Linked DNA regions of Homo sapiens: all the other regions are linked to region 3. Evidence: chromatin loops called from intact Hi-C (ENCODE). Cell type or tissue: heart right ventricle. All regions are shown on one strand.

Evidence for each region. Peaks named below come from ENCODE experiments on the same cell type or tissue, not always from the same donor. Only the 100,000 strongest peaks of a DNase experiment are listed, where the experiment ranks them.
Region 1: it touches region 3 in a loop (3-fold over the local background); 25 of 110 quality-filtered maps call a loop at or near these places.
Region 2: a loop joins it to region 3, with 24 times the contacts of the local background. A loop is called at or near these places in 105 of 110 quality-filtered maps.

Annotation. Positions count from the first base shown.
Region 1 is chr1:22,103,066-22,108,065 of GRCh38, reverse strand. No RefSeq gene overlaps it. Among named protein-coding and RNA genes, the nearest start is that of WNT4, 38 kb to the left of the region's middle. In heart right ventricle, a CTCF peak has its summit at 2,247 (motif pointing left); no DNase peak of the experiment used is centred here.
Region 2 is chr1:22,417,857-22,422,856 of GRCh38, reverse strand. LOC105376856 (a long non-coding RNA gene) reads left to right here and starts at 3,893. Exons shown (of 3, transcript XR_947058.2): 1 at 3,893-4,016; 2 at 4,406-4,639. RefSeq lists an enhancer at 4,712-5,000. In heart right ventricle, a CTCF peak has its summit at 2,233 (motif pointing left); a DNase peak (open chromatin) is centred at 2,216; H3K27ac peaks cover 1,712 bases; H3K27me3 peaks cover 863 bases.
Region 3 is chr1:22,639,826-22,644,825 of GRCh38, reverse strand. It overlaps C1QC (complement C1q C chain), which reads right to left and starts at 1,193. Exons shown (of 3, transcript NM_172369.5): 1 at 1,112-1,193; 2 at 622-815. The coding sequence starts at 802. In heart right ventricle, CTCF peaks have their summits at 2,411 and 2,612 (motif pointing right); DNase peaks (open chromatin) are centred at 1,255, 2,645 and 2,935; H3K27ac peaks cover 942 bases; H3K27me3 peaks cover 1,130 bases.

The DNA of each region.
Region 1 (5,000 bases), 540 kb after region 3:
GATTTAATTTTAGGGATAATGAAACTAAAGCTTAGAGGTTAATGGATTTGTCCAAAGCCACAGCTATTAGATGGCACGAAGGGGTTTGAAACCTAGGTTTGTTTTATCCCAAAACCTGTAACTTCTCTGGTAACCTGAAAACTGCTTTTGAAAAAAATGCTCCTTCTTGGCCAGGCATGGTGGCTCACGCCTGTAATCCCAGCACTTTGGGAGGCCAACGTGGGCGGATCACAAGGTCAGGAGTTCGAGACCAGTCTGGCCAACATAGTCAAACCCCGTCTCTACTAAAAATACAAAAATCACCCGGATGTGGTGGTATGCACCTGTAATCCCAGCTACTCAGGAGGCTGAGGCAGGAGAATCGCGTGAACCCGGGAGGCAGAGGCTGCAGTGAGCTGAGATCGTGCCACTGCACTCCAGCCCAGGCGACAGTGCAAGACTCCGTCTCAAAAAAAAAAAAAAAAAAGAAAAAGAAAGTTCCTTCTTCCTTAACTTCTAGTTTCTCAACCCCAAAAAGGGTAGGAGGACTCCCTTTAACACATGAAGGGAAAAATTCGTATGATGGAGGCAAAACCCAGATTCCTTAATCTGGAACCCAAAGCAGCCACTGCCAGGCCAGTTTCCGTAAATCACTTCTACCTCAATCTGAGCAACAGCCTGTCTCAACGGTACGTGGCTTCATGGAAGGAAAACAGGGACCTGAGAGGTGCTAAGGATGAAATCCCTACATACTCCAAGGATGACTCTTACCCACTTTATGAATGAGTAGAAGGCCAGTTCTAGCTTTCCTAACCACAGAAAAGGGAGAAGAGGCACCACCCACAAAAGTAAGGTGTTTGAGTAGCGGGAACACTGGATTCAGAACCAAAAGACTCCAGTTCAATCTGTAAAATCTTGTAGAAGCTCAACTCTAAGCCAGTTTTCTCATTTGTAAAATAAACACCTGTTCTATTTGCCTCACAGGCTTTTATGAAGATGAACATGAAAGCATTTTCTCAGCAGCTTTATAAATACAATGTATTACGACCCATGCAAGCTTTTTCCCTGTTGCCTTCTTTTGCATTCCTGACTCCTCTTCTCCCTTCCTTCTGTTCATAGAACTGAACTATGTGCTCAACACCATGCTAGATAGGAGAGGCTCAAACACAAGTTAAGACAGCAGAGACATTAAGAAAATCAGGCAGTGTGAGACCAGAGCCATTTGGTTCCCAATGAACAAGAACCAGACCTGCTGAGGCCCAGGAACCGACCTCAGCCATATATTTCTGTCTAAGTTTCAGGCCTGCCCAAGACCCTCTCAGTTTAGCTGCAGGGTCTCAGGACTAGAGGTTTAGTGTCTTCCTAAGTCAGACATTCATTGCTGAACCAAGTGATCTTTTTCAAGGCTACTTCCAGCCCCAAGATCCTACCAATTTGCCCCTAACTCATCTGCTTTTTTTATCCTCAATTCACTGGCCTCTACAAACCAGGCAGCCTCAACTCAATTAGAAACACAACTGCCCTCCCTGGCAGCAAAAGGGGGCTGAGAGAAACCAAGAGCCGGAAGTCCTCCTAAATGGCCCAGGGAAAAGGTGAACCTTCCACTGACTTACCCATTCTGGGCACCTAGACTCAGAACTCTGGAAGAAGGGGGAGGTCATCTGGTATAACAGTCCCAATGGCTGCCCTCAAAAGTTCTCTGCTTGTACCTATTTCAAACAACCTAAACAGCCCTGAAATCGACCAATTTTCTCCAAGCATCATCCCACACACAGACATTTCACTATTCCCTGACAGTCTAACTTTAATTCTGCTTGTAGGGATGGAATATATCTGTCTAAAACAGAGGATGTCTTGGTCTGCAAGTTCCCCAACAACAGAATCTACAAGGCTTGACTCATGACCCAATTTAAGTAAAAAATAAAAATAAATAAAACAGACAAGGAGAACGAAGACTGATACTTGGCTGAAGGTTAACTGAAAGGCAATTTCATGACAGTCAAGCAGACTGGGGTCTAGGGAATTGGCAGCAATTATTTTAAGAAATGAGAAGCAAGATTATCGAATTTGGCGCACAGTAGTGTTTCTATATCTGCACAGGCTGCAGGTATGGGGTGATGACATTCTGTGGGCGGTGGGCTCTTTTCCCAGCAATGTGGGAGCCTGTACTCTCCTCTTAAGGACAATTAGAAAGAAGCTTAACAAACCTTACTAAGTTCCAGGTGCACAACCAGCCAGTCTTTTCTTGCTATTTCTCTGCCATCTAGTGGCTGCTCTGGATCATTACAGGCCCACCTCATCGTCATTTTCCTTGGTCCTTCCAGTAACTTCCTAAATGATGATACCACTTACACAGCTAGATCTGGTGGGTGCTTTACCTATGTTATTGCTAGTCTTCACAACACTGCAAGGTACATTATTAATTCCATTTTTCAAATGAGAAAACCAAGGCTTATAGAAGTCACCTGTCCAGGGTTACAGAGGCTCAGTAGAAAATGTGATACCAAAGTCCATCCTCATGCCATTGTATCACTCCTCCTGAAGGAACAGAAGGCCCTGAAACTAAACATAATTTCAATTCTTCCAGAAATGCCTACATGCTCCAAGCTCCTCACAGCTAGCTACGATCTTGGTCAAGCAGGTGGCACCACTGCCTCCTCCGGAGCCCCACAATGCATTGGAACCACACTGGGAACTGGGCAAATCACCCCACTACATTTACTTCATTTGAAAACTGAGAGATCATGTAAAAATGTGTACACAATGTTCATTGTAACCAAAAGGTAGAAATAACTCACGTGTCCATCATTTGATGGAATGAATAAGCAAAATGTGGTATCTCCATACAATGGAATACTATTTAGCCATAAAAAGGAATGAAGTAATGACACATGCTACCATACGGATGAACCTTGAAAACACGTTAAGTGAAACAAGTTGGTTAAAAAAGACTACATATTATAATTATACGAAGTATTCACAATGGGCAAATCTACAGTGACAGGAAGTGGTTCAGCGGTTGTTTAGGGCTGGGCAGATGGGGCAGAAAGTTTCAGGGTATGACAGCTAAAGGGTGTTTTTGAAGAAAAGAGTTTTTGAAGGAAAGAGAAAGTTCTAAAATTTATCAGGTGATAGTTGCACAATTTTGTGAATAAACTAAAAACCACTGACTTGTACACTTTAAGTGAATTGTATGGTACAGGAATTATATCTCAATAAAGCTGTTACACTCACCCCACCCCGCCAAAATTGAGAGGGCTAGTCTAAATAACCTCTAAAAGTCCTTCCCATTGTCTTTTTAAAGAGAGACTCACCTATCATTATCATTCCCATTACTGATAACTTGGCCTGAACCAAGTTCAACTAACTTGAACCAAGTAAGACTATAATATCCTCAAAGCAATTAAAATCAGAGAGGAAATAAACATAATCTGAATCTTCTAGCTCTTTAAAATACTTACAGTTCTACGATATATACAAAACCTAGATTTTGAGAAGCAGTTTTTCTTCCTTATAGCCTTTTAAGACTTTCAAGGATCTCCTTTTTTAAATCCGAGAAGTGTAAGTAATCAGACCTGATGGGACTGTGGAGTCCCGTACTTTCTCTCTACAGCACTTAACACCATCTCTGACATACACATTTTAATCATGTCTGCCTCCCCCTACTAGAATGTAAGTCCCGCCAGTTTAAGAATTTTGTCTTGGTCATCCTACTGCATCATGAGAGGTACTGATATGGTTTGGCTGTGTCCCCACCCAAATCTCATCTTGAATTATAGTTCCCATAATCCCCATGTCCCCACATGTCATGGGAGGGACTTGGAGGGAAGTAACTGAATCATGAGGGCGGTTACCTCCATGCTGTTCTCGTGATAATGAGTTCTCACAAGATCTGATGGTTTTATAAGGGGCTTCCCCCTACCCCCCACCACTTTGCTCTGCAATTCTCTCCTGCCGCCATGTGAAGGACGTGTTTGCTTCCCCTTCCACCATGACTGTAAGTTTCCTGAGGCCTCCCCAGCCATGCTGAACTGTGAGTCAATTAAACCTCTTTTCCTTTATAAATTACCCAGTCTTGGGTATGTCTTTATCAGCAGCATTGAGAACAGACGAATACAGGTACTAAGCAGACGTTTGTTAAATAAATGAATTTATGAACAAAGGAATGAACTGCATTGTTAGTGTTATGTAGGCAAACTAACTATACAGTACCTTCAGATCTATACCAGGTATACCACTAAGGCATACCAAAGAAAAATGCAGCATGTTAAGAAATAATGGCTGTAAATCACTGTAGGCAGTGACTGAATGTGGCAAAATAATCTACTGACAAACAATTAGATGTGTTCCCAAAGTCACTCCTAGTCACCCTCAATCGGGCAAATCACACTTTGTTTCTTCCTTTTATTATTACTATTATTCCCAGAGGTGCATCAGACCCACCACTGGCCCCACGGGGAAGTACCATTAGCTCCTCCAAGAGTTCTATGAGCTAAAAAGGCACTGGTTACGACTCTCAACCCCACAGTCATGATCCATAGATCACTGGTTACTACAAGGTAACAATTCCTTAGAACCTCTATCAGAAGAGAGCAGGACCAGGCTGGCATAAAAGAACACTGGCCTAAAAACAGAGGCCTGAAGTGTAGTCACCAAACAGCTGTACAACTCTAAGCAAATTGTTTTCCTTCCCAGAGACCATACCCTTATTTTAAAATGTAATGAATTATCACCCTTGGCCTATCCACCTCACAGACTGTGGGAATAAACTGAAAGAACGTGACACACTGTGCAAATGTAAAATCTTGGTCATTATTTTCAGGGAGGAAACACAGGCCTCACCACATTTCAGCACTAGCTGGGGTCTTATCCAGAAGGACTTGAGGGTTCATCAGAAAATACTACTGGGATTGCTTGACAGGTTTTTTGAACTGCATTCCTACCCATCTGAACTATTAAACACAGTCTACAGGAAATGCTTAATTCAAACATATTTGCCATTCGGGCTAGCTCTGTAAGTC
Region 2 (5,000 bases), 220 kb after region 3:
GGAGTCTCACTCTGTCACCTAGGCTGGGGTGCAGTGGTGCAATCTCGGTTCACTGCAACCTCCACCTCCCAAGTTCAAGCGATTCTCCAGCCTCAGCATCCCAAGTAGCTGGGATTACAGGCATGTGCCATCACTCCCAGCTAATCTTTTTGTGTGTATTTTTAGTCGAGATGGGGTTTTATCATGTTGGCCAGGCTGGTCTCGAACTCCTGACCTCAAGTGATTCTCCCACCTGGGCCTCCCAAAGTGCTGGGATTACAGGTGTGAGCCACCATGCCCAGCCTATCTTTTGGCATCTACTTGCTTTTCTCCCTCTCTCAACAGGGCGGAGACAGGGGCCATGTGCCAAGGTTCTTTATATCCTGTGTGCCTAACACAGTGCTTGGCATGTGGCTAGCCCCCATAATGGTTTGTGGAGGGAGTGAAATAAATGTACATTGTACTGGTGCAAAAGAACTGGAGGATTTAAATTCTGCTAATGACCTTAGAAGTGGTAGGATTCCTTTGTACTGAAAGGCGTGAGACAAATCAGGATAGGAACACCAGGAACCGGGCGCCTGCTGCCATCTGATGCCGATTTCTCTCTCTTGTTCTTTTAAGACAGCATCACAGACATCAGCCTGGAGACCTGGCATTGAGACTCTGCTCAGCCACCCGATTGCTGTGTGGTCCTGAGCGAGGCTTCTGGGCTTCAGTGTTCTCCTTCATGGAGCGAAGCAGTTGGTCTACAGACATGAGCTAGAATACATAATTTGGGGTGCTTACAAGTGCCAGGCACCGTTCTAAATATTTTACATGTATACTTCATTTAATGCTTACAACAACTTTATGACACGGGTATTGTTATTATCCCCAACTTCTTAATGGGGAAACTGAGGCACAGAAAGGTTGATTAACTTGCCCAAGGTCACACAGCTAGTAATGGATGGAGTTGGGGCTTTTACTCAACGATCTGTTTTCAGAGCCCACCTGTTAACCCCAAAGTCTCTTGGTTGGATGATGTATAAGACTCATTCCTGTTTTACAACAGAACCTTTATTATTCTCACATTGAAGATATTTACATCTGATGCCCTCAGAGCCCATTTTTAGCTGACCATCTCCCTGAAAGGCCAGAGGCATTCAGCATTTTTTTTCCTCTGCCCCTTGTGTTGGTTAGAGAGGAAATCAGTGAGGGTGCAGACTTGGGAACTGGGCAGGCCTGGATTGGCATCGCAGCCCCACCACTCACCCGCATGTAAAACACAGACCAATTCCTTTATCTCTTGGAGCTTCAGCTACAATGCCCGTAAAGTGGAGATGGGATCTTCTCCCTCTATGGCTGCGAAGATGAAATAATACAGATAGAGTTGCCAGATTTAGCAAATAGAAATACAGGGTGCTCAGTTAACCTTGAATTCCAGATCAAGGAATAACTTTTTAGCATAAGTATGTCCTATGCAATATTTGAGACATACTCATGCTAGTAAATTATTCCGTGTTGATCTGTAGTTCCAATGTAACTGGGCATCCTGTATTTTACCTGACAGCCTTACATGCAGAGGAAGCACTTAGTATGATGCCTGTCCCATTGGAAGGGATCAATACACTTTAGAAAGATCTCTGTTGAAACCCAACAGTTTGATTTCGTGGGACTCAGTTGGGAGGCCTGGACTCTGGGTAAAATCTGCATTCACAGCTGGGCGTGGTGGCTCATGCCTGTAATCCCAGCACTTTGGAAGGCCGAGGTGGGTGGATCACAAGGTCACGAGATCGAGACCATCCTGGCCAACATGGTGAAACTCTGTATCTAAAAATACAAAAATTAGCTGGACATGGTGGCGCGCGCTTGGAGTCCCAGCTACTTGGGAGGCTGAGGCAGGCACCTGAACCTGGGAGGTGGAGGCTGCAATGTGCTGAGATCGCACCACTGCACTCCAGCCTGGCGACAGAGCGAGACGCCGTCTCAAAAAAAAAAAGAAAAAAAAAATTCTGTATCCACCTGTTTGGACTCACCTGGCTGGGGATAACTGTGAACACCCCTGATTCACCCTGTGACTGTGCGTTTGAGTGGACAGGCCTAGGATTTCAGTAAAGGAGTCTTGAAAGGGCCTTTCTGAAGCACAAGCCGATGTGCCCACTGTCCAGGGGCAGTGTAGAAACTGCAGACAGCCCAGTCAGCAGTGCTCACAGCCAATCACCAGTCTGTCCAGGCTGACTCCAGTCTGTTCCCCATCCAAGGGCGCCATCTCGTGCCAGCATCAGGGTTGCCAGCTGTATATGTGGCTCCAGCAAAGGCTGGGACGTGAGGAGGGGCCCAGAGAAGCCTGGACTGCCGGTCCCTTTACTGGACCCCCCAGAGCTTCCTTCCCCATTTCCCAGCCATTGTTCAGCTTTCCTTTTCCGACCCATCTGTGTTTTTCTCTCGCTCTCTATCAGTGCTCGTATCGGCTTACTAAACAGCACCCGTAACACACCAGGGGCTCAGAGAGGCTGCAGGTGTGTGAGTAACAGCACCGAACCAGGAATCGGAAACGTTTGTGTTGAGACTAGGGAAACTATTTGCTAACTATATGCCCTTGGGGGAATCCATGTGACTCCTCTGCAGCCATTTGCTTTGTAAGATTGTGATAGTCCCCGGCTTGCACATCTTGAAGGAATTGTGGGGAAAAATTGGTGGTACATACAAAAGTGCTCTGGACACCCTATAGTTCCCTAACAACGTAAGTAATGTTATAGTATATGGTTACATAGCATCTCTAATAATGCAGTTTATCATTCATAACAGTTATAACAGTGATACTTCCTGGGCACCTAAGACCCCAGCTCTGACCAATGACCCAGAGACGCCAATACCTTCCTCCCTCCACTGTTTGCCTTTAACTTTTAGACCCAGAACCCTCCTTCCAGGCCAGCACTTCTGTGCTGTAGATACTTCCAGCATCTGGAAACCAGAATGGCTCAGGCAGCAGTAAAGGGCTCTGGATCTGCCTGCCCTTCCCCAAACTCCCTGGGCCTCAGTTTCCTCATCTCTTTATGGGGATGGTAGATAGCAGCCTCCCTTCTCGTGGGATTAAATAAAATAAGTGTGAAGCACCTGGTAACTTTAGAAATCTTTTTCTTTTTCTTTTTCTTTTCTTTTCTTTTTTTTTTTAGACAGGGTCTCGCTCTGTCCCTCAGGCTGGAGTGCAATGGCAAGATCTCAGCTCACTGCAACCTCTGCTTCCCTGGTTCAAGTGATTTTCCTGCCTCAGCCTCCTGAGTACCTGAGATTACAGGCAGCACCATCACTCCCAGCTAATTTTTGTATTTTTAGTAGAGAAAGCGTTTCATTGTGTTGGCCAGGCTGGAACTTTAGCAATCTCGACATAAATTCTAGTTCATATTTCCTTCAGATGCGGCTGCTATTCCAACTGCTTCCTTTTAGGAAGCAGCGTGGAGAAATGGAAATTGCATGGGGTTTGTAACCAGGCAGAAGTGACTTTGAATATCGGCTGTCACCAATGTCATCACTATGGAACTCTGGCAGGTGTCTTCACCTCTCTGAGCCAGTTCCTCCCCACCATGAAACAGGGATAAAAATAGAATCAATCTCCGTGGTTGGGTTTGGCTGACATTGCTTTGTAAAGTGCTATGCACGTTTCTGTCACTGCCTAGTTACCAGCTAAATGGCAGCTCTTATGTATTTCTTCCTCCTCTTTCAGCCACACCATCCATCTATTTATCCATCCATACATCCATGTATCCATCCATCCATTCATCCATGTGAAAACATCTGTTAAACTTCTACTGTGGGCCAGATCACAGGGCTAGTTGCTGGGGATGCAAAGATAATTAAGACATGAGTCTTGCTCTAGGAATTTGCAGCCTCATGGGGAGATAGCCATAAAAAGAATCACTTTCATTTGCTGAGCATCTATATGCAGCAGACATGGTGCTAGGACTCCACACGTCCTCTCAGTAAATCCCAGGAGACAGGACCCCAGAGGCATTGCTCTCATTCAGTGCTCTCGCCTCCCTCCTGGATTGCCTAGTCAGGTAAACCTGCCGCATACAGGTGGGAAGGGCCGTCATGGGGGTCTGAGAGAGGCCGGTGGGGCCTGAAGGAGAGAGTGCTTGGCTCCACGTGGGAAGAATTGGGCAGGTGGGAGCAGTTGCAGAGGGCTTGCAGAGGAGGTTGTCAGAGAGGGCGTTCTGGGTGGTTGGGGCAGGGGGCAGGGGGCAGAGGCTTAGAGGCACAGAGCAGCAGGGAGCCTCATCCTCAGGGAACACTGAGAGTTTGGGGAGGGAGAGTTGTTTTGTGTGGGAGGCAGGGTGGGAGTAGATGATGCTGGGGAGGTGGGAGTGAGGGGCCCAGATCATGAGGGACCTCGGCGTCCTGGCTCGGTTGAGCAGTTTGGACTTTGTGCTCTGAACATGTGTTTCAGAGTGAGACATGGAGAGGGGCTGATGTAACCACCCCAGCAGGAGTAAGGAGGCTGGAAGGAGGAAACCAGTGATGAAGGATTTGCCATAACCTTGTCCTGGATGGAGAGCCATGGCCAAAGTGGGTGGAGAGGAATGGCCATGCAAGGCAGCTGTGATGGATTCACCTCTGTGCAAGACAGCTATGACGGAGTTGATAGAAAGTGTGAGAACATGGGCCACCCCTCCTTGGATGTGTAAGTATTATAGACATCCTAGATATAAGTATTACAGACCCCTACCAGGACAGGGAATTCCAGAGGAAGAACAGGATTTGAGGGAAAAAGGCGGTAAATTAATTTTGATGTTCAATAAGCAAGTCAAAGTGCTGCATTCCAGGCAGTGGGCTGGACACCTTAATCCAAACCCAACAGTTCCGTACACTCCTATAACCACTCCCACTTTACAGATGAGGAAACTGAGGTCCGGAGACATTCAGTCTCTTCCCAAGATCACATAACTCATGAGTGGCAGAGCAAGGATTTGAACCCATGTCTGCCTGGCCCCAAGCCTGATGTGAAAAGGAAAATCACAGAGGGCTTTTCAAGGTTCCCATCC
Region 3 (5,000 bases):
GGTGAGCATGGATATCTGATAAAACCAATGATAAAATAGCCTACACCTGTATAGACCTCCCAGGTGCTCAGGGCTGTTTTATATTTAAGTTAACTTAATCCTCACAGCAACCTTGTGAAGCAGGTGCTACCATCTCCTCGTTTTACAGATGAGGAAACTGAGGCACTGCGAGGTTAAGTAACTTGTGCGGGTTCACATAGAGGGAATCAGTAGGGGCTGGGATTTGAACCCTGGCAGTCGTGCATTGGATATATTCACTGTGTGGGCCCCAGCTTCCCCAGGTGCCCATGTTGCAGGGCAAGAAGACTTTCCCTGCACTGTCTCCTGTGAGCCTCCTGGCCACCTTTGGGGGCAGGCGCTCTTATTCCCTCCCTATAATCGGGTAAGGAGGAGAAGGAAGATGGAAGTGCGCTGGGCCCAAGGTCACCTCTGGGGTGGCCTGAAGCCTGGGCTCTGAGGATAGAGGAGCCAGACACACCGTGAGAGTCCACCTCTGCCCTGGGGCAGGCGTGGCAGCAAGGCAAGCACTTCCTGCTGTCCCCCGCCCCCTTGGTCAGCCCCAGACAGACACTCTGATCCCTGCCCCAGACCCAAACCCCCAAACCAGGCCAGCAGACTCACCTGGCTCCCCCTTGGGCCCCGGCAGTCCGTCGTACCCATCCTTCCCTGGTGCCCCGGGCAGGCCGGGCATCCCTGGGATCCCGTAGCAGCCTGTGTTGGCTTGGCCCCTGAGGGGCAGCAGCAGCAGGAGCAGCAGCAGCTTCAGCCCAAGGTGGGGCAGGGAGCTGGGCCCCACGTCCATCCCGGAGAAGGAACTGGGAGGGAGAGAGCTGAGCTGTCCCCGCCAGCCCCTCACCTGCCCCCAACCCTCTCATTCCCCAGGGCCCGTCCTCCTCAGCCCTCGGGAGCTCGCCTTCCTTCCTCCCCCAGGAGCCTCACCATGGATGGATGGTGGGGCCTTTTCTTCAGCCCAGGCCCCGGGGCCCAGCAGGAGTGGGAACCCTCCTTCCCCTCACACACCAAGCTGCCCCTGGCACCACATTTCAGGAAGGTGGCGGAAGGTGGAGGAAACGGCCATCTGCCCATACCTGGGCAGGGGTCCGGGCCTCACCTGCAGGTGGGCGGTTTCTGGCCTGGCACAGAGATGTCCTCAGATCTGCTTCCCCTCTCCCAGGCAAGAGGACACGGTGTCTGAGTGGTCAGAGCAAGGATTGCCCAAAGCAGGGCTGGGCCCCCTCCCCTTCTCGTGCCCTCCCCCAATCCCACATCCCCTTTCCCAGAATTTTCCCTGACTTGACACTTTCTTTTGGGTGCTGAGCCAGACTGACCACAGCAATACCCCATCCACATCCCCCCACCGGCAGTCAGTGTCCGAAATGAGGAACTGTCCCCTGCCCCAGCATCTGGCTGAGGGTGTGTGTGTGTGTGTGTGTGTGTGTGTGTGTATAAACACAAGCCCCCAGGGCACAGACGTCCCCCAGAGTCAGGTTCATCCCATCTAATGACCAATGTTAGCATTTGCTTTGCCTGAGACTCAGTTTTCCCAGAATCCCTAGGAGGAAGTTATTATCCCCCTTTACAGATAAGGAAACAGGCTCAGGAGGATGTACACCGTTGCCCAAAGTCACACACTGAGTGGTCTCTTGGGGCCCAAAGCCTTGCTCTGACCCCTCTGCTCAGCTGCCCCCAGAAACAAGCCTCACATGCACTTGTCAAGTTGCAAGCCTTGTTCTAGAAACTTCCATGTGCCCCATCCCAGTGGCCACACTTGGAGGTGGACCCCCAGGATGGACCCGCTTTGGCGGCAGGCAGCTGTTGTGGTGCACGGGCTGCCCTGGCTACAGAGCCAGGGCCCTGGCTTCTCCTTCCAGCCCTGTCACTGCATGGACCAGATGCCTTCAGCAAATCACTGGTCCCTCTGGCCTCCCTTCTGTCTACTGGGGTGGCCTTGGCTTTCAGTATTGGTGCCTCTTCCTTCGTTGGGGCACCTGGTCTTCCCTGACGGTTCCATCTTCCCTGCCAACACCACCCTCCTTGCCTGCATCCTGGGGGTGCCCTGCCTCTGGGCTTGGAGCCCACCATGGCTGGTGAGGGGCTCCCCATCAGGACCAGGCTGGCAGAGCTGAGAGGCCTTCTCCCCTCTCCCTCTTCTCCTCACATGAGATTCTAGGGATGAAGGGGCTGTCAGGCAGTAGCAGGGCTCCAGCCTCGACCCCACACCTGCCACCTGTGTCCATTGGTTCCCCCTCTGTAACATGGAGGCTTCTTACAGCTCCAGGCCAGTGGCTGGGATTCAGTGCACAACACACGTGTGATGCCTTGTCCCGTGCCAGGTATGGGCAGGTGTTCAGAGCTCTTCCCCTGCCTCACTGAGGAACCCTCAGGGTCTCAGTCTCCCCTTCTGTGTCTCCACCACGTGCCATGGGACTGCAGAGAGTGTGGGGTGAGTTAAGGGGCATGAACCCACTTGGCCCTAGGAGTCCCTGGTGGGTGGAAGCCTGGGCCGAGAAGAAATGATGGATACTGCATTATGGGGCTGGGGGCCACCCAGCCTAACGGCTCTGGGCTCCTCTCCTCCCTCTTCACCTCCTCTGCGCCTGGGTTCGGCTTGTCCAGCAGGTGGCAGCCTCGGCCCACGCTCAACCCTCCCGTGCCCCGCCCACTTGGCCCCGCTCCGGGCAGCTCCAGTTCATTCCCCTCCCAGAGGGGCCAGAGATTTTGCATCGGGGTAGTGGGTGGATGGTGGGGTATGGGTAGGATTTAGGGTAAGGGGGTGGCCGGGCACTCACTGCACACCCCATTTCTCTAGCTTGGCCTCTACTGCCGCTGATGGAGCCTCCACCCCTGGCATTTTCTTTGCGTGCCCTAACCCTGTGGGGTCAGGCACCCCTGGCTCAGCCCCAGGGCCCTTCCCCTTTCTGGCTGTGTGTCCTTGGGTGGATGTCTGCTTTCTCTGAGCCTCAGTGTCCACATCGATTTTGCTGGGATTAAATACATCAATGGCCGTGGAATGCCCAGCACGTTAGGTTCCCGAAGACCTGTCTCTTTTCCCGGTGCCTGTGAAACAGTGTGTGTTCTGGGTGAGCGAGGCGGGGGGAGAACAGGGCTGAGCTGACTCTGGAAGGGAGCTGAGGGCTACCCTGAGGCTGTGGAGGGTTCATCCTCTCCCTGGGCCCCCCTCACTTCTTCCCGACCCCCAAAGCCTGTTGGCAGGGCAGGGGCAGTCCCAGGAGGGGGTCTTGTACTTTAGAGGTGGGTATTCAGGTTGTGCACTCGAGGACCATGAGGCCATTTGTGCATCTGGCAGTGGATGGGAGGGACAGCCCGTGTTTCTGAGGATGGCCCTGTGGGAGTTTGAGTGTATGTGTGGGTGGTGGGGGGTCCGTGTGGGAGAGAACACAGGCATTCTGAGGCTCGTGCATGCTGGAGTGAGGAGGATGTGTGTCCCCGGGTGAAAGGAGTGTGTCTGGGACACATGCGTAAGAGAGAGAGAATATGCGATGGTTCATGGATGTTACTTGTATGTCTGAGGCAGGGGCTGTGTGGTATGATGGATTGTGCCTCCCTGAGTGTGTCTGTGGGTGTGAAGGCATAACTGGTGTGTGCGTGTGTGTGTGTGTGCAGCACAAAGCTAAACCCAGCTTCCTTTGAGAAACTGCATGGTGCATTGGACATTTTCAGATCTGAACTCCTGGCCCCCTTATTTCTCCTGCATTCGAGGGACAGGGTGGGGTTTGCTGCTTCATAGTAGCTTCCAGACAGACAAATAGGGCCCTGGAATGCACTGTGAGCATTCAAGACTCTCCCAGCCCCCAGCCTGGGCGGAATGTCCATCAGGCAGCAGAGGCAGCAGCCCTGGTCTCCACACCTGCCAGGTGGAAGCCCAGGGCTGGACTCAGGAAACCTAGCTTCAGGAAGGACTGCGGAGTGCCCTTGGGCCAATTGCTTCCCCTCTCTGATTCCTGCCCCTGCCTTCCCAACACAGGGTTGAAAAAGCACCTGTGTGATGTGTCATGTGCTTCATAGAAGCCAGGGAGGCTGGTGAGGGTAGTGGTTAAACACAGGCTTGGGCATCAGTAAGACTTGGGTTCAAATCTCAGCTCCTTCCCGCCTCCCCACCCTCCAATTTTTTTTTTTTTTTTTTTTTTTTTAAGAGATGGAGTCTCGCTCTGTCACCCAGGCTGGAGTGCAGTGGCGCGATCTCAGCTCACTGTAACCTCTGCCTCCCTGATTCAAGTGATTCTCCTGCCTCAGCTTCCCAAGTAGCTGGGACTACAGGTGTGCGCCACCACCCCTAGCTAATTTTTGTATTTTTAGTAGAGACAGGGTTTCACTATATGTTGGCCAGGCTGGTCTCGAACTCCTGACCTCTAGTGATCTGCCCGCCTTGGCCTCCCAAAGTGTTGGGATTACAGGCGTGAGCCACTGTGACTGGCCCCCAGATCCTCCCCTTAGATGCTGATTTGCTGATTGATGCCTACTCCTCGCAGCCTCAGTTTCATCATCTGTAATGTAGGGCCATCATACCATACCCAGAGCTTGGTCATAAAGATTAAATAAAATATAATAATAGCAAAAATTTCCATAGCCCTTGTTATAAACTGAGCACTGCTCTACAATTTTCATATATTAAGTCATTTAATCTTCCCAATGACCCTTTGGGATCATCAGTCCCACTTTACAGATGAGGAAACTGAGATCTCAGAGCTGGGTTAACATGCACATGATTAGACAGCTAATAAGTGGTGGCATCAGGATTCGAACCTGGGTAGATGAGGCTGCTAGGACATGCTAAACACATCATGTGAAATACTAAGAATGGGCTGGGCGTGGTGGCACATGCCTCTAATCCCAGCACTTTGGGAGGCCAAGGCTGGAGGATCACTTGAGGTCAGGAGTTCGAGACCAGCCTGGCCAACATGGTGAAACCCCTTCTCTACTAAAAATACAAAAAATTCACGGGGCATGGTGGCAGGTACCTGTAATCCCAGCTACCTGGG